Regions from separate parts of the Homo sapiens genome. Here region 2 is linked to region 1. Evidence: chromatin loops called from intact Hi-C (ENCODE). Cell type or tissue: OCI-LY7. All regions are shown on one strand. Each heading gives the region's core, and the rest is flanking DNA. Links, peaks and the distances in the headings are about the cores only. Region 1 overlaps BDH2 (3-hydroxybutyrate dehydrogenase 2). Region 2 overlaps NFKB1-AS1 (NFKB1 antisense RNA 1).

The links. A loop is a pair of places that touch in the nucleus more often than their neighbours do. Peaks named below come from ENCODE experiments on the same cell type or tissue, not always from the same donor. Only the 100,000 strongest peaks of a DNase experiment are listed, where the experiment ranks them.
Region 2: a loop joins it to region 1, with 7 times the contacts of the local background. A loop is called at or near these places in 59 of 110 quality-filtered maps.

Annotation. Positions count from the first base shown.
Region 1 is chr4:103,087,376-103,099,723 of GRCh38, forward strand. BDH2 (3-hydroxybutyrate dehydrogenase 2) reads right to left here. Exons shown (of 10, transcript NM_020139.4): 2 at 8,808-8,899; 3 at 7,828-7,906; 4 at 5,225-5,321; 5 at 3,802-3,910. The coding sequence starts at 8,879. Among named protein-coding and RNA genes, the nearest start is that of BDH2, 6.3 kb to the right of the region's middle. In OCI-LY7, for the core only: CTCF peaks have their summits at 4,447 (motif pointing left) and 4,656; a DNase peak (open chromatin) is centred at 4,436; H3K4me3 peaks cover 680 bases; H3K27ac peaks cover 544 bases.
Region 2 is chr4:102,443,075-102,455,422 of GRCh38, forward strand. It overlaps NFKB1-AS1 (NFKB1 antisense RNA 1), which reads right to left. Exons shown (of 5, transcript NR_136202.1): 2 at 6,857-6,993. Among named protein-coding and RNA genes, the nearest start is that of NFKB1, 52 kb to the right of the region's middle. RefSeq lists an enhancer at 4,398-4,477. In OCI-LY7, for the core only: CTCF peaks have their summits at 6,886 (motif pointing right) and 7,086; a DNase peak (open chromatin) is centred at 6,887.

The DNA of each region.
Region 1 (12,348 bases), core at 1,441-9,440:
CTGTGGTGCCCAGAGACTAGTGGAAGCTGATGCAGGCTTCAGGAAAGAGTGATAAAGGTGGAGCTGCAGAAATGTCTATGGGTAGCTGAGGAGGAGAGGGCTGAGGCAGGATGGGCAGGACCTTGTAGATGGTTGCTGCAGGGATGGTGGGCCTCACCAATTTAGGGCAGTGTTTCCTAAGAACACCTTCTTCAGAATTCCCCCACTAAAGTGTGAATTTATTAAGATGAGGGTCTTTGGCTGTTTTGTCCTCCTAGACAGTGTACACAGTAGGCAGTCAATAAATGTTGATGAATCAGAATCTCCTGAGGTGCTAGTTTAAAACACAGATTGCTGGGCCCTGTCCTATAGCTAAATAAATATATAATAAAGAAAACTGCTATGAATTTAAAAATGTTTTCAAACTTTACTAATTATAACATGTACATAGAAGTCTCAATAGGCAGTGTAAAGGGCCAGAGAAAAAAAATGACTTCTGTTGGGACGAGTTTCTTTAGCAGCTTTTAGAAAAAGAGGTGTAGGAAAGGAAAAAGTAAATAATTGAATGGATCCAGGATTGGTGTGGCCAAGATGATTGATTTCTTAGGATATTCTTCTGACTTTGTTCTGAGATTTAGCTACTAATTGCCCCTAAAAACAGAATCTAAACTAACCCCAAGGCACTATGCTGAATGGAGTAAGTGGATACAAGGAGAGGCTGACTGTAACCCAACCAAGCTAAGGAAGACAGCAGGGGAAAAAATAATGTTTAACTTAATTGTGTGTTTTATATAATAAAGAGGATCATAATGAAATGGGGTTCTCATAAAAAGTGTCAAGAATGTTGGTCAAGTGTAATGGTGTTGAAAAGTAAGCCTTAAAATTGTTCTTTCTTATCCAATTTAGCAAATAGCATTCCCCATTTAAAATACATATAGAATACATATACCCCAATTTAATACATAAAGATGGGTTATTATGTAGGTTCAATCTCTAGTCCTCTCTAGAAATGCAATATTATCTCAGGCAAAACCTTAGAATAAAGCCACCTAAGAGACATTACATTAGTGCTGCCCCCTAACACTTGCACTATCCATTCAACCAAGTTCAACCGAGGTCCCTCTGCTGCTTCTAGAGCCCCTAGTCAGTACCTGTTCCCATGCTGCCTTCCCAGTCCAGGTCAGGAGCTGTCGTCATGGTGTCAGGCTCTCCCTGGCTCCCCATGCAATAGCCTTCTCTGGCAGGCATGACTATAAAGTCAAGTGCCTGGTACATAGTACTGCTATCTAGGATTGACCTCCCAGAAGCTTAGGTAGGGGCTAGAAATACCCCTTAAGAGTCCCTGGAGCTGTATCTAGTTAGTCTTACTCTGACCCAGCCCTTCTGTCTCCATTGGCCAGAGCTCAGCCCCTAACCCTGGTGGAACCTGGCCACTTGGGTCTCCAGTGGTTCCTGCTGGACTAACAACCTTGATTCATTTATTTATTTGACAAATGTTTGTGGAGCACCTCTATACGCTGAAGACTCTTCTAAGACACAGCAAGGTGGGGGAAAAAAGCAAGCAAACAAACCAACCCAAATAACAAAGATATCCCCAAATCTTTGCCCTAATGGATCTTCTCTTCTGGTGGAGCCTGGATTCTGCATTGACCTCTTCTTAAAGTATTTTCAACTTGTTCTCTGCCTTTTGACTGATCTTCCAGTCTTGGAATGCTTTCCTGTGTATCTATCCATGAATAAAAATTTCCTATGAGTGTTCCTATGTTCTGACCAGCTGACCTTCCAGAGCTGCCTAGACTCCAAATCCTAGCTTCCCCTGGAAAGTTCTAACATGGGATATGTGTGTCATAGTTAATGATACAGAGGATCATAGATAATTATGGCTGGAAGTGATTGTGTAACCTATCATCCTCATTTTTTAGCTAAAAGAAATATGTACTGAGAGGGTACAAGTGCCATCTCTATGGCACATGGCCAATTAGGGGCAGGGCGCAGACTGCACCTAAGGACTTCTGATGATAGAGTCCAAGACCAGGATTCGATTTTGTCAAGGTCACTTTAAACAAGAGGCACTAATACCATATTCCTGCCATTAACATCTCTTGGGATTTTTTTTTAAACAAATCTGTGTTTTTGGCCCACATGGATAATTGTTAAGATATTGTAAATCACAAGCAAACTCACTAGTTTGCAAGTTAATGTTTGTATATTTTAAAAATTAACACAAGTTTACATTTCAGCTCCACTGTACTCCACACCTACTTCCTTTACTAAAATTTGTAAAGCATTTTAGAGCCTGGTTTTGCAAATGAGTCTCATGCATGTGCAACAGTCTTACCCACGATGACCTAAGCTTTCCTCCTATACCACAGTCTCTGCTCTACCCCTGTAACCTATGCAAAGGATCTGTCTTCAAAAATACATTCGTGTTCCAAATACTATAGTTTCTCATAAACTCCAAATAGGCTAAAAAATCAACTTACATTAAAAAAAACAATTTGTTATAAAAATTTGCTAGTTCAACATTCTGTGGACCCACCCAAAAATCCCTTCTAAGCACTAAACAAGTAGATTTTTCAAAGTCCCTTCATTACTAAGTCAGTTTCTCTAATTTTCCTGTTAATGTTCATCTGGAACCTTCTTAACATTAGGTTGAATATTCAGAGTAGAATATCAGCCCTGCTGTGCCATTAACAAAGCTCTTCTCCTGCCCAGACATGGACAGGACATCAAATCCAGCTGGGATGGAAGGGAAAAGTTGTTCTTCTGCATTTCACTAGGTTCAATTTACAACCTTGAGTTGAGCTGGCTCTGTACCCAGTCAACCCCTTTCATTGTCTCAGCCTGCACTGTCTGCTACTACTGGTTTATAAGCTCATTTGAAATCAGGGATGTACGCTGCTCATGTTTATACTCCCCTAGAACACTTTATATAGTGATTTATACCAAGAGGTACTTAATGCTAGTTTATAAAATAAAATTTTAAACATTGATGCGTTGTGTGAAGGCTTGAGAATTCAAGGAGGAATGCTGTCTTGAGCACACACTGTCTCTCACCTGCCCAGTACCACTGTGGTTCAGATCAAAACAAGAGCGAAGGGAGAAGCTTCAGGGCAGAGAAAAGCAATGGGGTACATCCCTCTTGAGAGTGTGAGCCTAGACTGAAATTCACGAAGGGGCTCAACGTCCAGGCTTCAAATCTTGGTTCTAACCATGTGCTAGTTGGGTGACCTTGAGCAAGTTGTCTGAACTCTCAGTTTCATCTTCTGAACAATGGATGAGATAATAGTATCTACCTCATACGATCATTCCAGTCTCGTGTGCCTCCCTGCTGTTACCTCTGCCTGGAATCATCTCCCAAGGTACCTGAATGATCAGCTGTCTCACTTCTTGGACTGCTATGCCAGTTTCACCTTTGCGGTGGAGTCCAGAGGGGCCGCATTGATATCCTAGCTTCTTTCTCTTCATTATATTTAAAACCACGCCACATATTCTATGTCTATTTGATTACTAATTGTCCCATCTCACCCCCAATAATGGAACCTGCCTTATAGAAGGCACTTTGTTTAGTTCACTTATGTGTCTTCTGTGCCTAGAATGGAGCCTGGCATGTGGAAAGTGCTTAATAAATATTCCTTGAGTGGATGAGCTGGAAGGTTAAATAGATTAATTTATGTGAAATGCCTTGATATAAATGTTCAATGCAAGTTAATCATTGTGTTAGTTATTATCACTCTTCAGCACATGTGGGAATCCCTTCTGTGTGCCCAGTACAGAGACCTAATGTGGTGCTTATCCTGGTGGTGGTGGTGGTGGTCTTACTTTAGGAAGGAATGCCTTGATCATCAGGTACATGCTGCGCACATTGAGATTCATCGAGAAGTCCCAGTCTTTCTCCTCACAATCCAGGACAGTTCCATGATGGACAAAACTAGAAGAGTGATTAAACAATGGAAGAATAACTGCCATTAAAATTTTTCTATTCCATCTGCTGATTATTTTTATTGTCACTTAGTGACTTAGACCACTGTCTCTTTCCCTTATCAAGACTTTAAACAATTCATAGTATCACTTAGTATATTATATTAGTAAGAATCCCAACAACTTAAGCTAGAAATGTCATCTGAAAACAAGATCCTTGTTTTCCAAACAAAAGTATGGTCACCGAACATAAGAAGCTTTATATTAATTGTGCTGGAAACATCAATGCCATTAAAAACAAACAACAAATAAAGGCGAACAGGGCTAGGCATGGTAGCACACACCTGCAGCCTCAGCTACTTTGAAGGCTGAGGCAAGAGGACCACTTGAGCCCAGGAGTTTTAGGATGCAGTGAGCTATGATCATTCCACTGCCCTCTAGCCTGGGGAACCAAGACAAACCCTGTTTCAGAAAAAAAAAAGAGAGAGAGAAAAAACATCTGCCCTATTTGCCTATGTGATTCCTATTTCAAGAGCAACAGTGCCCTCAGGTGGCACAGATTTAGAATTCTCAAGGGAAATCAAAATTGCAAGGAAAACAAGTGTCTGAACATCTCAGAGCAGCAAAGTGATACTGCTAGTGTTCTAACATACTGAGAGATGTTAGTTTGTTGTAAGAGAGACGTTAAGGCAGAACAAAACAAACCCGTAAAGTAGCTTTCACTATTTTTCAAGTTACGTTTTCTGAGGGAAGCTTCCAAAACACTGGAACCCTTACTGATTTGGTCCTCTGGACCCAAATTATGTAATTCATTATAAAATATTGTTGGCTGTGACTTCCATGTACCAAAGCTCTGCTATTTCAGTCAGAATGTCAGTTTCATGACAGCAGGAACCACATGATTATTTCTACATCCCCTACATGGCTGAAAATTTAATAGATGCTCAGAAACTAACTTTGCTAACTATTTGTTTCATGTTTCTGGGTGTATTCTTACATGAGGATGGAAGACTATTTATAAAATAGATGATCAGAAATTATTGCTTTAATTTAACTTCCATACATTGTAACACATAATACAGCTTTGTATCAGTACCATCTGTCTTGAGTAGACCTCATTTGCCCCAGATCATGTCAAACTCTAAGGCTGTCTTACCTGCTGAATTTTATGTGTAATGAAAATGCTGTGTAAAATCTAGCCATATTTCCCAAGGAATATGTCATGGTTCACAATGAATGATTTTGCCACATTATGAAAATTCTTTGAATGAAAGTCATAGAAAACTTTCTGTAAGGAAAGTGAAACTAAAAAGTTATGAATTACCCAGCAACATTAAAGAGAACATCAAGTCTCTCAACTTCATTGGCAAACTGATCAATTTGTTTCTTCTTTGTGACATCAAGGACACGAGTTTGAATACCTGAAAAATAAAACAAGAGGCACTATTCCTAAAAATGTTTAGCCTTGAAGGTTTAGCTGTTTTGAAGTGTGAAGTGTGAAGATTGCAACATCTATCCAGCTAGGCTTCATAGATTGCTGACCTTCTTACTAGGGTCTTAAGAATCTTCAGAGTCTCATTAGTAAACTTAAAGTCCATCTTGACTCCTCCAATAACCCATCCGTCCCTCTTCCTTCCTCTCTGTCCATTTTCCAAGTTGAATAATAAGGGTCCTTTCTGAGCAATGGCTTTATAGTAAAGAATGACTGGTGTACATTAGATGTTTCTCAGTAAGCCAGCAGTAATAACTGAAAATGGGCTCATTTGAAGTTCTTACAAACTTCAAACATTAATTTTCTCCTCTTTGCAGCTTTTCTCTTAATTTTCTCTTCTTTGAGGTATAATTGAGAAATAAAAATTGCATATATTCAAGATGTCCTTCCCCTATCCTTCCCCTGCCAGAGACTGGGTTGCTGGTACCTATACAGTAATCAGAATTTTGTCTGAGTGAGGGGTGGAGAAGAGCAAGTGTTCTGGAATAAGAGACTGTTTCTATTTGTGAGCTTCCCCTTTATGTCATTTCCATTATTTATTAGAAATGACTCTGTTAGTCAAGGGTATCCAGTCAAATACATGTATTTCTGGACTAAACTGCAAGGAGAAGAAATGAGAGGGTCAGAAGAAGGGATGACACCCTTGAAGGCTAGACATGAGAGATCTGGCATGGCGGGCACCTGAGAGATACACACTGCACTAGTTGCTGAGAAACTCCAAACAGTGTCTAACAAAAGCAGCAGTCATCATTATAAATATATACACATATTATTTATAATGTGCATAATATATATTATAACATATAGTAATATAATTTATAATATATACAATGTATTAATATGTATACATATAATATATAATAATATATGAATAATACATATAATATATAGTAATATAATTTATAATATATACAATGTATTAATATGTATATGTATAATATATAATAATATATGTATAATACATATAATATATAATTATCTATAATGTGTATTATATTTTATAATTTATAATATATTATAAATAATATGTATATGGTTTATTTTGGGGGAATATAGAAATAAAAGATTCATAAAGAAAGGGAAGACTTGAAATTTTGTTTCAGAAACATTTCCTTATCTTTGTGCTTCCCCAGTGCAGCAGCTTTACTTTGACTTGTTTGAATTATAATTCAACATATTCCAATTCAATTAACTAATTCAAGGAACTAATTGCTGTTTGATTATGTAACCTGTTCTATTTTGCTGTAAGGGTTACCTTTCATATAGGTTCTCTGTTCTGATTTCTTTGGGTAAACTGCAATTAAAATCCTTTGGTGTTGGAGTTTGGTTCAGTGGGGTGAAGAAGTGGTGGTACACACCTAATAATCTGGGTACTCTCTTAGGGTTTCTCATGATGATGTGTGATTTTAGAGCTAAGCTGTCTCCAGCCACATGTGGCTACTGAGCACCTGAAATGCAGCTAGTCTGAAATGAAATGTGCTGCAAGTGTAAAATACACATGAATTTTAAAGATTTAGTATGAAAATATTGAGACGTTGGTCAAAGGGTACACTCTTGCAGTTATAAGACTTAATATACAGTACAGTGACTATAGTTATTAATAATGTATTGTATACTTGAAATTTGCTAAGAGGGTAGATCCTAGGTATTCTTAGCACACACATACATACACACAGAGGTAACTAAATGAGGTAATGGATATGTTAATTAGCTTGACTGTGATAATCATTTCACAAGGTATTTTACAACATATATGAAAACATCATGTTGAACATCTTGAATATATGCAATTTTTATTTCTCAATTATACCTCAAAGAAGAGAAAATTAAGAGAAAAGCTGCAAAGAGGAGAAAATTAATGTTTGAAGTTTGTAAGAAACTTCTAATAATTTAAATAAAAAATTTAGTAAGAAAAAATTAAAATATTAATTTTTTAACTTGAGTGCATGTTGAGATTATATTTTAGATATATTGGATAAAAGAAAATATATTATTAAATTAATTTTCACTTGATTCTTTTTACTTTTTTAATGTGGATACTAGAAAATTTAAAATTACACAGGCAGCTCACAACATGTTACTATTGGACAGGGCTATCCTAGAGGAGGAGGGCACAGAAGTGAAAAGCTGTCATGAAAAGTTAACCTAACAACTAGTAAATTTTCACATGTAAGTTTGTAATTAGGAACTGAATCCCTCAAATGTGTTAGCTAAATAAAGGATTTTAAGTATTCGTCCTCAAATTTTTCTATGCATGTAAGTCACAGATTTTTGTCTATAGGTTCACAAAATATAGATTTCATATCAGAGAGAGAATCTAAAAAGCACGGCAGTGGAGCTCAGTAGCTAGGGAATTTTCTTTCAACATGTGAGCGCCATGCTTTATAATACCTTGCAGACACTGAATCCCAAATTCAAGCTGCTGAGTTGCTTACCCGGGTACTTTTCCAGTTCCTGAAGTTTGGACTCATTAATGTCTGTGGCTATGACTTTGGCACCTTCTCTTGCAAAAGCCTAGTAGACACAAAGTACAAATAAATCCTTTGTTTACTTGAATAAACTGTGCTCATGAATGGAACATCATGTGGTCTTTTTCTCCTTTATCTTATTTTCATTGTTCTTTTCCCTATAAGATAGCTAGAATTTTAAACTATCTAGTCTTACCCCTTCTCCATTGTTATTATTTTTATCATTAATTAGAACAATGTGACATACATTGTGCTTGTCATCTGACTTAGTCCCTTTAAGTAATATCAAACAAAATAACGTTCTTAAAAAAATGACAGCTGTTTTCAATACTCTCAAAATACTGCTCTTCTGTAATGAGACTATATATCATTTCTGAGTTTGAGTTACTAAACTCCAAATAATAAGAGAAAAATTGGTTGTTTCAACACTTTTCCTACTAAGAGTATGCTAGTGCTTTCATAAATGTCAAACCATACCCTGCCATTATACTTAAGGTACTGTTATACTTAAGGTGCCGATATTAGCTTAAGTGGGGTACATAATGTAACAGAAATTGATATAAATCAGGAGAACAAGGTAACCTGTCTTATAACTCTGGAGTCATATATCTAAACTGACACAATTTCAGAAAGCTGTGTAACCCTGTTTGCCCTCTGTAGCGAATATATCATGATGCAGAGAAACTGAAGTAGAGAAGTTTCTCAGAGTCAATGGTTATCAGTGATGTCATGTACTAAATATGAGGTATTCATTCCTTCATCTGCCTGGGGTCAGGAGTAGGGACCTATTTATTTATTTGTTTATTTTTATAACTTAAGACAACAGAAGCACAAAAGTAAAAAAATAAAAAAGCAGAGCAGAAGTAAACAACCATGGCATCAGTCCACATAATTCAATATGTCAAGAGTTAGTAGGCAAACAACAAAGATAGTAACTTATAACTTACTAAGGCAGCTGCTTGGCCAATCCCCTGAGCAGCGGCCGTCAGGATGATGACTTTCCCATCAAGTCGACCCATAATGGAACCTGTGGTTTAATCTAAAGACATGTGTGTTTAATGGGTTATACTGTAGAACATGATCTTGAGCAGGCAGTAACATCTAGAATGAATAGTTCAGTGTGCTCTTTTAAGAATAATTTAGTGAGCTCCTTCAGGAACTTGAAGACAGCACCTCTGTGCAAGTAGTCCCATCATCTGAATTCTCCTAGAATGCTTACTCTGCATACCTAGCTTTGTATATCAAACACATTTACCATAACCCACTGAAGTAATGACTGGTGACAGACATTGGCCATTTTTTTTTTTTTTTTTTTTTTTTATGAGATGGAGTTTCACTCTTGTCACCCAGGCTGGAGTGTAATGGAGTGATCTCGGCTCACTGCAACCTCCGCCTTTTAGGTTCAAGCAATTCTCCTGCCGCAGCCTCCTGAGTAGCTGGGATTACAGGTGCCTGCCACCACGCCCAGCCAATTTCTGTATTTTTTGTAGAGACGGGCTTTCACCATGTTGGCCAGACTGGTCTCAAACTCCTGACCTCAGGCAATCCACCTGCCTCAGCCTTCCAAAGTGCTGAGATTACAGGCCTGAGCCACTGTGCCCAGCCCAGATATTGCACTTTAACCTACCTTATCCTTCCTTCAGTACCTGGAGAGGACAGCCTCTGGTGCTGAGTTTCCTCACTACCACCATCACTCTCTCCATGACCCCTGCACACATTGCTATGACATTATTTGTGTCCTTACTACTCAGGGCTGCTTCTTGATTTCTCTTCCATAAACTTTTGTTGAGGTTTGCACTATCAATTGCTTATGATTTTTTTTCTCTTGAAAAGATTTCATAGTTGGTCTCAGATATTCATCGAAAAAAAAAAGGATGGAAAAATCAAATCACATCCAATACTCCCATTTTACAGATGAGGAAACTGCTGAAACATGCCCAATGTCATAGAGCCAGTCAATGGGAAAGCCAGAACTAAACTTAGACTTCCAGACTCTTGCTATGTGAACAGTCCAGCCCACAATGCTGCCGATCCTCTTATAAAGTTTAAGCATGCAGTAGTAACACATTAACAGGCATAATCAGTAATTTCTAAATGATTGAGAAACACTGACACCGGGGCTCATGTGCATGAGATATTTCACCAGTGCTTGGATTATAGATCACAAAGTGAGAGAAAGAGCTAGTAGTGAGGCTGGGGGTGGAGAAGAGCCAAATGACCATCAAATGAGGCTGTCTTCAAGGACACAGGCTCCAAGTCTTGCTGGGCTCTGTCATTAATGTGTGCCTCTGACCTCATACGAACTCACAAAGTGGCTGCTTTGTCCAAGGCATCATATCCACATTTCAGGCAAAAAGAAAGGGAGGAGCAAAAGCCAAAAGGCTTTCAGAGAGGTCTCACCTTTCTATTTAAGAAGGAAACCTTCTCAGAAATTCCCACCTGCAGTTCATTCACCAGATCTATGCTACTTGGCCACTCCTAGCTGCAAAGAGGTTGGAAGTTGAGACTTTTGTTTCCAGCTTTGATAAAGTGAAGAATAGGAGAAAGTGAGTTGGATGGTGTTGATGAACCAACTTACAGTACATGCAAACTAGCCTACACAATCACTCTGTTCCATTATCTGCCTGATTTTGTACAGGTTGATAGCCTTGCCTAAAGGGCTTATATTACCTAGTCCTTTCTCTTTGAACTTATTTCAGTTCTCTCTTTAGCCAAACTTTTTTTTTTTTATACCCAATATGCTCTTCCATTTCAAACCTCCACACTTGGTCCAAGGTCCACATGGTGAAGGGCAAGTTACTCCTATAGGCAACAGCCACTGAAGGATTTATGGAAAGGGTGTGAAATGATCAGATTCGTATTTTGGAAGGACTGCTGTGGAGAACATACCTGGGCAGGAGCATGGGGTGCCATTAGGAGGCTGCTAGGGTTATCTAGTGGGGGCGCTGGTGAAATAGCAGGGCTGGAGAAAATAGCAGGGATGGAGAGATAGGTGGATTGGAGAAGTGTTTCAGAGATGAGATAGGTAGGACCTGATCACCAACGTGGCTAATTTCAAAGAAATGTTATTTGCCCAGTGTTTTGCAGCTATGAATTCAAACCTAGGCCTTCTTGTTGCAGGTCCAAGGGAAGATCTCATGGCATTGTCTCATGGTACTCAAAGCCCTGCGGGCCTCTCTAAATCCCCACTGTGGCACCAGGAGCCTGTGCCTCGCAGACCGCTGACCCCAGGAAGTAATGGACAATGAGGCGCAGCTGCTGCTGCCTCTCTGGGTTTGTGCTGAGGCCACCTTCTCGGGGCCGTTACAAGCCAGTGCCTGAGCATGCATGCTTACTAAGGCAGACTCATTTCTGGGAGACATAGACCTCCTCCCCAACGGATGACTGGCTAGAGAAGCTCCTTATTACCTTGCTGAAGTTCTCTTAGACTGCACAGCTGTCTGGGATGCTTCCACTCAACCTGGTTTCCTTCTTTTCCTCCCTCGCGGGTGGACTTGCATCGAGGTCTGATGGCTCTCACAGCCTTACCTAGTTCTCTCCTCATTCTCTCTCACAACAGCATTTCCCCTAATAAAATCCATGCATATTTAATTCTATCTTGGAGTCTGCTTCTTGGAGGAGCAGACTAACACAATTATGTAAGAACTGGCTCCAGGGATCAGCTTATAATCACTGACTTCCTCTGAGTTTGTCCACATTTTTTAGGCGATGGGGAAGCTTGGCTTTAACAGTGCCTGACCTACTTTGATGCAATGAATTTTTGCTTTTTTACTTCTTACACAAAAGATAAACATGGAATGTTTATCATTTCAACATGGAATGACAGTTTCTAAAGTATAACTTTAGAAAGATATACTTTATCCTCCTTGAATCCTAAGCATGGTGCACAAAAGCTATTTTACAACACTGTCATTAGTGATATTGGGTGTATGGCCCTGTAAAGCCTCCAGTCAAAGGTTTTGCTAGGAATCTTTGCCAACCGAAGAAGCACTTCCAGAACAAATGCCGAAGCACAGAGCAGCCTTTCTATGCACTCTGAAAACCTCCTCTTAGCTGGCCTTCCTGTCTTTCTGGGACCAGATTTTGGGGTCAAAGCCTTAACATTTGATAAACTGTAATCTCAAACTAAAACAGATTTCTTTGAGAAAATGAGAGCAAACACGGCCTGAAATGGTAAAACAAGGCACCTCTCAATATATCCAATGTGAAAACCATACATGTTGGCTTCCTTAGTCCAAAAGTTAGAATCAAAATGTTGATTTTTGATTAGCAGAGACACAAACAGCATATTCAGGAAGCCATTGTTTTCAAGAGCCAGGAAGAAAACTCTTCACTTAGGATACCGTAAGAATCCTTTTTTCTTGGGCTACTTTATAAAACATACATACCACAGAGTTTCAGGCTCTTTAAAAACCCATCTTTACACTGATCTAACTGCTCAGATTAATTTTGAAACAGGCAACGTGCAGAAAAAAACAACATCTAAAA
Region 2 (12,348 bases), core at 2,630-10,629, 640 kb before region 1:
TGTTTTCTTCTTTGAATTTTTATTAACCGAACTAATACACAGGAAGAAAAGCTGAAGTCTGTCAACAAACCTGGACAGAATTTTGTCACAAACCATCGTAGGCTCTTCAGGCCCAATAGATTTTGTCCCAGGCCATTATATGTTCTCTAAGCCCATTGAATTCCCCTGAAAATCAGTTACTACCCTCCAAAAATCATCCACACTTTTCCATTTCCCTTCCCCAGTTACCCATTGGGATACTGGGTAATCACTCTGTGGTTTTTCTCCTGTGCACACTAATAAATTTGGATGCCATTTCTCCTATTAATCTGCCTTTCGTCAGTCGATTGTTCAGCAAACCTTCAGAGGGCAAAGGAAGAGTTTTACCTTGGCTCTTACACCTTCAATACTGCTTCCTTCTGGAGAGAAAAGGAGAAGAGTCTACTCCTCAATAAAAATTTGCAGCTGCCATGTTATCTGCCATGAGATCTGAGGAGCAGAGGAAGCCACTGCTGAAGGGAAGAATGAAGCACAACATGAGATGGAGAGCACTGCTGCTTTAGGTTCCTGGTAGCTTTCAGTTCCTTCGGAGGCCCAGCACGTAAAGCACTTAGTACAGTATGGAGAATGGCATTCTATGAAAGTTGATGACTATTAATGCCAGCATACTATTGTCGATGACTATTAATGCCAGCATACTATTTCAGAGATTGTAATTTTTAATTCATTTAGTCAATCTCCTCCTACTAAATATTTAGACTGCACTTTTAGTTCTCTCTCCAATATATGTATATATATCAGAGAAAGAGAATTATATAATCGTGTGTTTGTGTGTGTGTGTAATTATTCTGGCACTCATTAAGCCAGTAAGGAAGACTTTATTCAAGACTATTTATAGCCAAGGAACAGAGTGAGGGGATCAGTGGATGGAAAATTACTAAGAGGAGACATCAAGGTAGGAGGATTCTTACTAAACTGACCTAACAGGATTCTTGCTAAAGGTGGGCCAAGGACTTATAAATCAAAGGTAGGGGATGAACTTGGTCACATATCAAGGGTGACCCAATATGAGTGGGACAGGGGGAGGGCACAGATTTTTACTGAACTGGGCTATGCAAGAACAGGACACGCATACAGGAAGCCAAGGTCAGAGCTAGTTGAGAAGAGGACTCAAAAGCATAACTAAAATTTGGTCAAGGAGGGAGTCTTCGTTGAGAGAGAAAAAAATTTTTTTGATTAAAACAAATGTCTAGTAATACAATTCAGTGAACATGTATGAAGCATTTTCATAATTTTTGTTACACAGTATCAATGGATTTTTGAAAGAATTGAGCCTATTTGCAGTACAAATACGTGACAGTATGAGTTTGTCCAATTTTTCACAGCCTTTTTTGATCAATTCATAATATATGTAAGTATACAGAATTCTTCAGCCATTCAGAAAAGAAAAGGTGTAAGCACAATCATCCAATTTTTTTGTTTTATGAACAAAATTGGATGTTTTCCTCATTAAACTTACAGTGCTTTTGAAGTTATTTTGGAGTTGCAGCTTCTGTAACAGAGGTCAGGCATTCTTGTTCTCTTTGTTGTCTGAAGTACACTCTGGAGTTTATCTTATATGAAATGGTTTCCACTTTCTAACCATTTGTTCCAGTAAAATCTAGACCACTGCTACATGCAAGAGAATCAATTTCCTGATATTAATAGTCTGCATGTTTGTTTTTTTCTAACTGACCCAATCAGGAGCAAGGTAACTCCTCAGTCACAGTTTATTTTTCTGCCCAGCCTTTGAACCATTTACTAGGTATTTATCTAGTCATTTTCTTCATTCAGCTTCCTTCCCATGTGCCTTATATATAATCACTTGAAGCAGCACAGCAGACGCAGGTTTAATAAGATAGCTCTCACTATCTTTGCCAGATGCAACGTTTTCCAGTTTTCTCTTAGAAAATGCAAACAATTGGAAACAGTTATAACAACGCAGTTTACCCCACACAGATAACTCGAACACTATCACTAGAGGATTCCACAGTGAAGTGCCCATGGTATGGAGAACAATATTTCCCTGTTCTTTCACTGAAATACCTCTGCATTATTTTCCTAAAACAGAGAACTACTAACTTGGACAAAGGGCAGGCAGTTCATGCCATCCATCCTGTGCAGTCACAATAGCTAATTATAACAGCCAACCTTTATTGAGCCCTGGCAATATGCTGGTCTCTGTTTTAAGCATTTTCATGTGCTTAAAATGTAATTAAATTTCATTTAAAATTAACTCAATTAATTCTCTCTAAACCTACGAAGTGAGCATCATCAGTATCCCATTGTACAGATGAAGAAACTGAGGAACCAAGAAGTTAAAAACTTTGCTCAAGGTCACATAACAAGTAAGGGGCAGAGCTAAGTTTCAAACTCAGACCCTTTGATTCCAGACACCAAGTTCTTAGATGTCTATCTCAAGGACAAGAAAGAAACAATAGGCCGGGCATAGTGGCTCAGGCTTGTAATTCCAGCTCTTCAGGAGGCCAAGGTGGGAGGATCCCTTGAGCTCAGAAGTTCAAGACCAGCCTGGGCAATATAGTGAGACCCCCATCTCTATAAAAAACATAATAATTTTTGTAAAAAAATTAAGAAACAAACAATAAAGCCAAATTTTCCGCAATGACACATTAGTGATGTTTCCATTTACTTATCTAAAACCTTAAAAACACATTCATAAATTCATTCCAACTGCTCTAGGAACTTCCATTAGCTCACAATCCAACCTCTAAAACTTTGTATTTATCCCAAACTCTAAAAACTTAAATATTTTACGCTTCATTGGTTCTTTGGGGTTACTTTAAAAGCCAGTAATATACTTTGTCATTCTTAGATGTCAGGCAAGTTCAAATTTATTGTCAGTCCTTGTCTTCCTAAGTTGAAGCTCACTCATTTGCTAATATGCCCTTACACAGCAGCTCTGCTGTCCTTTTTCCATGTAATTGTTAGACTTTCCCTAACATCTTTACACATTTTTTTTAAGATGTGTTGACCGGAACTACAAAGAATATTACTGGCTTATATGTAAAAGGTCCTTGCTGAAGTATAGGGAAATTTTATTTTGTTTTTACTATACCTCTCATGATGAGTGTTCTTGACCTTTTTGGCAATGGAGACACACATTGTCTCTCCTTGGAAATCTATGTCTCCAGGATCATAATGAAATGTCTAGAACTGTGATATCATGGAAAGAACTCTAGCCTGTACATGGGTATCCCAGGCCCAGTTCCCTGCTTTGCCAACTTTCAAAAGTGTGATTATGGAGAATTATTTAAACCTTGACTTCCTTACCCACAAAAGGGAACACTGATGAACCACTCTATATGGGTGGTTAAGGACATAGATATTGAAGCCAAACCACCTGGTTCAAAATCTAGCTTACTTGTCTATGGGTGTTAACTTGGGCAACTTACTTCACCTTTTTGTTCCTCAGTTTCCTCATCAGCAAATGAAAATTATAACACTAATACCTACTTTCAAGCATCAAATGGTTGTTAAAACCATCAGATGAGTTAATAAATGTAAAGCACTGAGAATCTAGAACATTGTCTGTAACAGTAAGTGTTAATTATTGTTACATTACAAGGATACCATGAGAATGAATTAACATGTAGTGCCTGAACTATTAGTACACACCTAAACACCAGTTCATTTATGCAGTCATCTACAGTGACCACTTAGTACATGCAAGGCAGTATGCTAGACACAGGCATATAAACCAAAAAGTCACTTGTCCTCACTAGTTATATTTTCATAAGAAAAGAAAATAATAAACCAGTAAATAAATATACCACAAAATAATAACCACAAGATAATAAATATACCAAGGCTCAAAACTCTTACTACTAAAAAAAAAAAAAAAAAAAAAAAAAAAAGAATGGCGTTCTGAGAGTACTCATGATGTCACAGAACCTGAATCTGTCTGAGTCCAAACTCCCAGGCTTTTTCCGTGACTTTTTACAACCTTCTAGCAAACAATTTCTACAAAGAGTGAAAAGTATCAAGATGGAGGCTTGCACCTGTGGTGGCAGTTTATTTTTTCCAAATGCATTTTCTTTCTCTTGCCATTAGCCTCAAGGCCTATATATGGACCTCTCCTCAGGCAAAGAATCATCTGATCCCAGGCATACCTGCAGTTCCCCCGCAGCTGGTACACACGCTGCACAAGCCCAGTGCTTTGGATGCGAGAGTTGACTTTGAAGATACCTACTTTAGGTAAGCATCTCATTACGATGAGTAGAATAATTAACAACCACAGTAAGTGCTTTTCTGTACTAAAAATCTTAATAACTTTCGGCACGTTAAAAATAGCCAAAATGTTCTAATAAAAAATATGCTGTTGAGTTAACAACAATTAAGTGAAAAGCAGATAAAAATAAAATTAACAAGTGATCCAACCCCTTCATAAATTTACACATGGGTGATCTCAGTAAAACGTTTGTTTTTGTTTTGTTTTAAGACCTAACTGAACTGTGATAATTGCTTTCTCTTTCAGGAGCAGTTACAAATATTTTGTGGCAGGAAGTCTTCCCTTAAGTGCTGAGTCTGCACCGCGACAAACACACTTTTAAAGAAGAAAACTGTATAAGCAGCAATGTCTTCATAGCCAACCACTGGTTCAATCATTTAAAAAGTTTTTAATCAAGGACCCCTAGAAGGGAGTTTCCTTTATAAAAAGCCCTCTGATTACAGGCGTGAGCCACCATGCCATTTGTGAGGCCGAAGCGGGTGGATCACCTGAGGTCAGGAGTTCAAGTCCAGCCTGGCCAACATGATGAAACCCCATCTCTACTAAAAACACAAAAAATTAGCCAGGTGTGGTGGCAGGCGCCTGTAATCCCAGCTACTCAGGAGGCTGAGACAGGAGAGTTGTTTGAACCCAGGAGGCGGAGGTTGCAGTGAGCTGAGACCACACCATTGCACTCCACCCTGTGCAACAAGAGCAAAAACTCCGTCTCCAAAAAAAAAAAAGCCCCCTGATTCACAGCTCAGGAGTAGGAATTCACACAGTTTCTAAGCCTGAGCAACCTTAGAAAAGAAAGAAGGAAACAAAGATGTGAAAAATTTATTTTGCATAGACTCAGTCAGAAAGTAGTGAGAAGTCTGGTCACAGAATAATTTTATTTAGGAAAACAGAAATCTATGGGACAATAAATTCTATAGCTACATGGAAAATGGAAATAACAATGGCAGCTTATGTCCTTTAAAGCCATGCTTCCGAGACTCTAACGTGCATATGAATCACCTGGGGATCTTATTAAAATGCAGATTCTGATTCAGTACTTCTGGGGTAGAGCCTGAGATTCAGTAAATCTCACAAGCTCCTTGGTGATGCCAATGCTGCTGACCCCTGAACCACACTTTGACCAGCAAAAACACATTTGCTTATTGTAAAGGTTATATCCACTGTTAAGTTTAAACACCATTTCATAAATTAATGTGAAGAAGAGTTAGGAATTAATTGTTCATTCAATCAACATCATTGAGCTTACTATATGCTAGGCCTTATGGCGGGTACTAAACATTCAACAGTAACTAAAGCAAAAAGTACACTTGGGAGGCTGAGGTAAGCAGATCGCTTGAGCTAAGGAGTTCGAGTCCAGCCTGGACAACATGGTAAAACCCCATATCTACAAAAAAATACAAAAATTAGCCAGGCATGGTGCCATGCTCCCGTGGTCCCAGCTACTCAAGAGGCTGAGGTGGGAGGATCACTGGAGCCCAGAAGGTGGAGGTTGCAGTGAGCTGAGATTGCGCCACTGCACTCCAGCCTGGATGACAGAGTGAGACCCTGTCTTAAAAAAAAAAAAAAAAAAAAAAAAAAAAAACTACCCTTGATCAATCTACTTTCGACTGTTCTTTCAAGCAAGTAATAAGCACAGGGCTTACAAGAACTTTTGTCATTCACAATTCAAAATGTATCAATCATGCTTCTCGTGTTAAGTTTTTCTTGATGTAACATTTTTAAGAATGCCTCAATTCAGATTGTTTACACTTTTTTTTTTTTAGATGAAATCTCACTCTACTGCCCAGGCTGGAGTGTAGTGGTGTAATCTCGGCTCACTGCAACCTCCACCGCCCAGGTTCAAGTAATTCTCCTGCTTCAGCCTCCCAAGTAGCTGGGATTACAGGCACCTGCCACCGCGCCCGGCTAATTTTTGTATTTTTAGTAGAGACAGGGTTTCGCCATCTTGGCCAGGCTGGTCTTGAACTCCTGACCTCGTGATCCACCTGCCTTGGCCTCCCAAAGTGCTGGGATTACAGGCGTGAGCCACCGCGCCTGGCCTGTTTACACTTTAAAAATAATTGGCAATTTAATCCAGTGAATTAGCATTGCTCTATTTTATATGAACTAGTAATAAAATTTTAAAGGTTTTCATATGCATGGCATAGTTTACCAGCAGCTAGCTACCTTATTGCAAATGTTACTGGGTCATTTCAATTAAAATTAAAGCAAATAGGAAAGTGGCAAGAAATGTTTCATTTAATTTTGGCTTAGTGTGGCCAAGTTCTCCAGGTGAATGTCATGGCTTCTGCCTCAAATTTGTATGTATAGTACAGATAGTAGAAAAACTTATACTCATCAAAGAGTTCATCTTTTTTTTTCCTCATGAGCATGAACTACCGCCCTGCTGCATATTAAATGGCAAAACAGAATCACCAGAAAGTTTCAAAATCCTAACAGGTTAGACATACTAAGAGAACAGATGACCTACTCAAGATTATTTTGCTTCCCCAAAAATGGATAACTCTCAGCAAGAAGGGAGAATAAGTACATGAAGGGCCATGTATATTCACAAAGAGCATCTGAACCAAGTCTTTGCTTACCAGATTTTACCTTTTTAAAAGATGCCAGGAGGTGGCAGCATTTGTTGCAGCTGTGTGAGTTTACTCATTAAAGCACAGGTTCTCAGAAAGTCTGGTGTATCAGATTTGGAGGAGAAGGGTTGGTGACAAGCATAAGGTGGCAGGAGTCTGTTCGGATTAAAAAGGCATTGGGACAATATTATAACACAATATTATACTTGAAAGCAAAATAAATCTGGTGTCATTGGTGTTCTATTAAATCTTAAAATCTTGGGTAGCCATATACAAAAATTAACTCAAGGTGGATTTAAAGACTTAAAAAACCTAAAACTACAAAAACCCTGGAAGATAACCTAGGAAATACTATTCCGGATATAGGATCCGGCAAAGATTTCATGATGAAGACGCCAAAGCAATTGCAACAAAAACAAAAATTGACAAATGGGACCTAATTAAAATAAAGTGCTTCTGAACAGCAAAAGAAACTATCAACAGAATAAACAGACAACCTACGGAATGGGATAAAATATTTGCAAACTATGCATCTGAAAAAGGTCTAATATCCAGAATCTATAAGGAATTTAAGCAAAAAAACCAAACAACTCCATTTTAAAACGTGGGTAAAGGACATGAACAGACACTTCGAAAGACATACTTGTGATCAACAAGGATATGAAAAAATGCTCAACATCACTTATCATTACAGAAATGCAAATCAAAACCACAATGAGATACCATCACACACCAGTCAGAATGGCTATTGATAAAAAGTCAAAAAATAACAGATGCTAGTGAGGTTGCAGGGAAAAGGGAATGTTTATACACTCTTGGTGGGAATGTAAATTAGTTTGGACATTGTGGAAAGCAGTTTGACGATTTCTCAAATAACTTAAAACAGAATTGCCATTCGACCCAGCAATCCCATTATTGAGTATATACCCAAAGGAATATGTTAAATAAATTGTTCTACCATGAAGACACATGCACGCATATGTTCTTCATAGCACTATTCACAAGGGCAAAAACATGGAATCAACCTAAGTGCCCATCAACGGTGGATTGCATAAAGAAAATGTACTACATATACACTATGGAGTACTATAGAGCCATAAAAAAGAACGTGACCATGTCCTTTGCAGCAACTTAGATGGAGCTGGAAGCCAGTATCCTAAGCAAACTAACACAGGAACAGAAAACCAAATACCACATGTTCTCACTTATAAGTGGGAATTAAGTGTTGATTAAATATAGACACAAAGAAAGGAACAATAGACACTGGGGCCTACTTGAGGGTGGAGGATGGGAGGAGGGTAAGGATCAGGTACTATGTTTATTACCTGGGTGATGAAATAATCTGTACACCAAACTCCTGTGACACATAATTTATCTATAAAAGAAACTTGCACATGTACCCCTGAACCTAAAATAAAAGTTTTTAAAAAAAATCTTCAGTAGTGGGAATATACAGAACTTATCTGCATCTTCAAAGAACAGAGTGAGAAAGACAAAGGAGAGCCTGGATTTTAACTGAGAGGCATATGACTAAAGTGTAGTTCCAGAACTGTCTCTATAAACAATTTCCTTCACACATCATTATATTTGCTAAGGGTTTGGTATGGTGCCAACTACAGAGTATGAAAACTCAGTAAATATTTCTTTCTTTCTTTTTTTTTTTTTTTTTCTGAGACAGAGTCTCGCTCTGTCACCCAGGCTGGAGTGCAGCCGCACAATCTCTGCTCACTGCAGGCTCCGCCTCCCGGGTTCACGCCATTCTCCTGCCTCAGCCTCCCGAGTAGCTGGGACTACAGGCGCCCACCACTACGCCCGGCTAATTTTTTGTATTTTTAATAGAGACGGGGTTTCACCGTTTTAGCCGGGATGGTCTTGATCTCCTGACCTCGTGATCCGCCCACCTCGGCCTCCCAAAGTGCTGGGATTACAGGCGTGAGCCACCACGCCCGTCCTATTTCCATTTTTTAACCCATTCCCACTGCTGAGAAAGATTTGCTCAGGGGCAGCTGTTATTTCACTAACCAATAGCAGTGCAATTTTTGCTTCTCATACTTTTGTCATAGGAAAATCATTACAAATATAACAGCCATAAATGTCTCGGAAATCATAGCAGATGAACCTGGCAGCCAGATAATCAGGAATGAAGTGCCCTTTCTAAGAGTTCAGTCTAAGAATAAGAATCACAATGAATGTGATTATTCTAGTTGCCACAGCCCCGCTCAGTGTTCAGTTTTAAAGGCTTCCCGCCTTATCATCAATCAGTCTCTTTACCTATATTCCTACTTAGAAAGATATTCAACATATGCATCACTATTTTTAAATTATGAATTAGGACACATTAGATAAAAGAAACTCTTTTTTAGTTTTTTTTAAAAAGTTGATCTGCATTTATCCTGTTGAGATACACTTTTAAGACTTGAGAATATATACATTAAAAGCCCTACTATCCTTTTCTATAAAATTCTACCTCATGATCAGTGTACTATTTTCATTATTAGAACAGATATCAAAACTTCAGAAACCAAAATTTATTCTGGGATAATGTATTCATTTTTTTAAAATCTTGTGAATTCTTCATCTACAGTAAACTAAAAGATGAACAATGAATCATGTGTGGCTTGGTATGATTCAAAATTCTGAAGAATAGACTTGTTAATTGTCACATATTCTTTCCTAGGAAAGAATATGTGTAATGTTGTGACCCAAACCGCTTTCAAAAAATCCACCAAATTCTACTAATACTAAGGTTTCAAATGGGAAATTTAGAGCTAGAAAAGGTACATAGAGATAATATAATCCAACATTTTTATATGACAGATGGGAAAATTTAAAGAATTCAATCAAAAACATTTGTAATTTTAAGAATGTTATTTGCTACATCCATATAGATGATTACTATGTATACTTTACATAAGAATTTTTAAATATTTGCTTTTGATGTCTTCCTTCTTTTTAGGCAAAAAAAGTCTATATTGCTAAAAATAAGAATAAACTATGAATTGCATATAGCCATATGTTTCATTGTTTGATATGACTGTTTCATGAGATTCTATCTGGCTCAATATGATGCAGGTTTAACTACAGCGGGCTTAAGAAAAGATACCAATATCTATGAATCTGTATAGCTTGGAAAAAGGAGAAAATGCTTAGGGTGGCACAAATATTTGGAAAAGCAAGAGAAAAAAATGGAATAATACAATTTTGTGGCAACATGAAGTGCAAGCAAAACCTGCTTATGTCAGTTATTAGAAATCAAGGGGAGAAAAATACATTTGGTAACAATAGGAAATTAAAGAGAGATTTTTTTTTTAGGGACTTTTTAGGAAGCAGGTTAGATTTGCCTAAGTTGCTTCTCTCCAACTTTCCATTAAAATACCTATGAATGTCATTTTTTTTAAACTGGCAATAGTTCTGTAACTCAGAAGACTTTATGCCAAATTTGGGGTGGAATTTTCACTAAAGATGGTGTCAAGGGAGATGGATAGACTATTTAGCAATTTCTTCCACATCCTGAGCCATACAGGCAGTCCTGAAGAAGATGGAAACATACTTCAACTCATCATCTATTTGGTAAATCGATTAATTTCACTTATCTTCAAAATGTAGGCACTGAACACTTACACATTCCTCAAACACATAAAAATAGGTATCTAATACCCTCCACCACAATTCAGACCACAAGTGAGGGAGGGAGCCCAAAAGTTGGACATAAAAATACATATACTTGGGAGGAAATGTATTCATAGACTTCAATATATAATTTATGTAAGCAGGCAATTGCATTTTTAAATTATCAATGTGTTTTCCTCATTCTTTTTTGAGACACATGACTTTCACTTAGTCTTCCCTAAGTAATTACTTGCCTGGGTTACAAAATAAATGCAAAAAGAACTGGAAAGGTCATGGTGGTGCATGCTTGTAATCCCATCGCTTTAGGAGGCCTAGCTGGGCAGATTGTTTGGCCCCAGGAATTCAAGATCAGCCTGGCCAACATGGCAAAACCCTATCTCTAAGACAAAACAAAAATTAGCCAGGCATGGTGATGCATATGTCTGTAGTCTAAGCTACTTCAGGAAGGGGAGCAGGGAGGGGCTGAGGCAGGAGGATCACTTGCCCCCAGGAGGTTGAGGCTACAGTGAGCCATGATGGGGCCGCTGCACTACAGCCTGAGCAACAAACCGAGACCCTGTCTCAAAATAAAAAAGAAGAAGAAGAAAAAGAAGAACTGGGGTATCACCAACAGTTGCATCCAAATATAAGATTTTGTAGCAAGACAATGAACAGTCATGTAAGTCAGTTTAGACCATAAAGTTTTACGTCAGTAAAAGGAAAGTTCTCCTAGGCCCTGGGAAGAAAAGGAGCTAGAATAGCCAGAAGAGCAAGATTATATTGTAAATATTATAATACAGTTATTAAACTGAATGCAAAAGCCAAAAAAACTTGATATGAAATTGATATATTTCTTTTAAAAATAAATATTATACCAGCTCCATAAGCCCTGTTACATGACAAAGACTGAAATGCTGGGGGTGGGGAATTGGAGTTAAAGTAAAGTTCTGCTTTCCCAAGCTCCTTTGACCACATCCCACAAATGTTAATAGGAAGTAGAGTGAGTTTAAATTTTAGTCACAAACTCGAATGCAGCATATCTTAGTCTCTTTTCTGTTGCTTATAATAGAATAACTGAAACAGAGTAATTTTCAAAGAAAAAATATATATAAATATAGAAAATTATACATTGAAAATTAAGTTTCCAACACATGAAATCTGGGGAACATTCAAGCCCTAGCATTCCACCCCAGCCCCCCAAATTCATTTCTTTTTCACATGCAAAATACACCCACTCCATCCTTATAGCCCCCAAATCCTAACTTGGTGCAGCACCAACTCAAAAGCCCAAAGCCTACAGTCTACACAATGGTAGTATAGGATTAAGGCAAACATTCCCATTCCAAACGGGAGAAATAGGCAAAAAGAAAAGAATAACAGGCCCCAAGCAAATCCAAAACCCAGCAGGACAGACATTGTATCTTAGAGCTGGAGAATAATCTCTTTTGAGTTCACACACTGCCTCCTGGACACGCTGGAGCAGGAGTTGGGCCCTCAAGGCCTCAGGAAGCTGCACTCCTATGGCTTTGCTGGGTGCAGCCGCTGCTCCTTTGGATTGGAGTCCAGTGCCTGAAGCTTTCCTAAGTAGATGTTGCATACTGCTGGTGACTTCACAGTTCTGAGGTCATGGTGGCAGTCTTGGTCCCAGAGCTCCACTAGGCTTTATCCTAGTGAGGACTCTCTGCAGTGACCATGGCTCCACTAGGCATTGCCCTGGTGGGGACTCTCTGCGGTGCCTCAACCCCACATTTCAGCTGCGCGTTGCCTACTGGGGTCTCTCTGTGGTGGTTCCAGCCCCTGTAACAAGTCTCTGCTTAGGTCCCCAGGATTTCCATAACATTCTCTGAAATCTGGGTAGAGGCTGCCAAACATTTATAGCTCTTGCTGTCTGCAAGCCTGCAG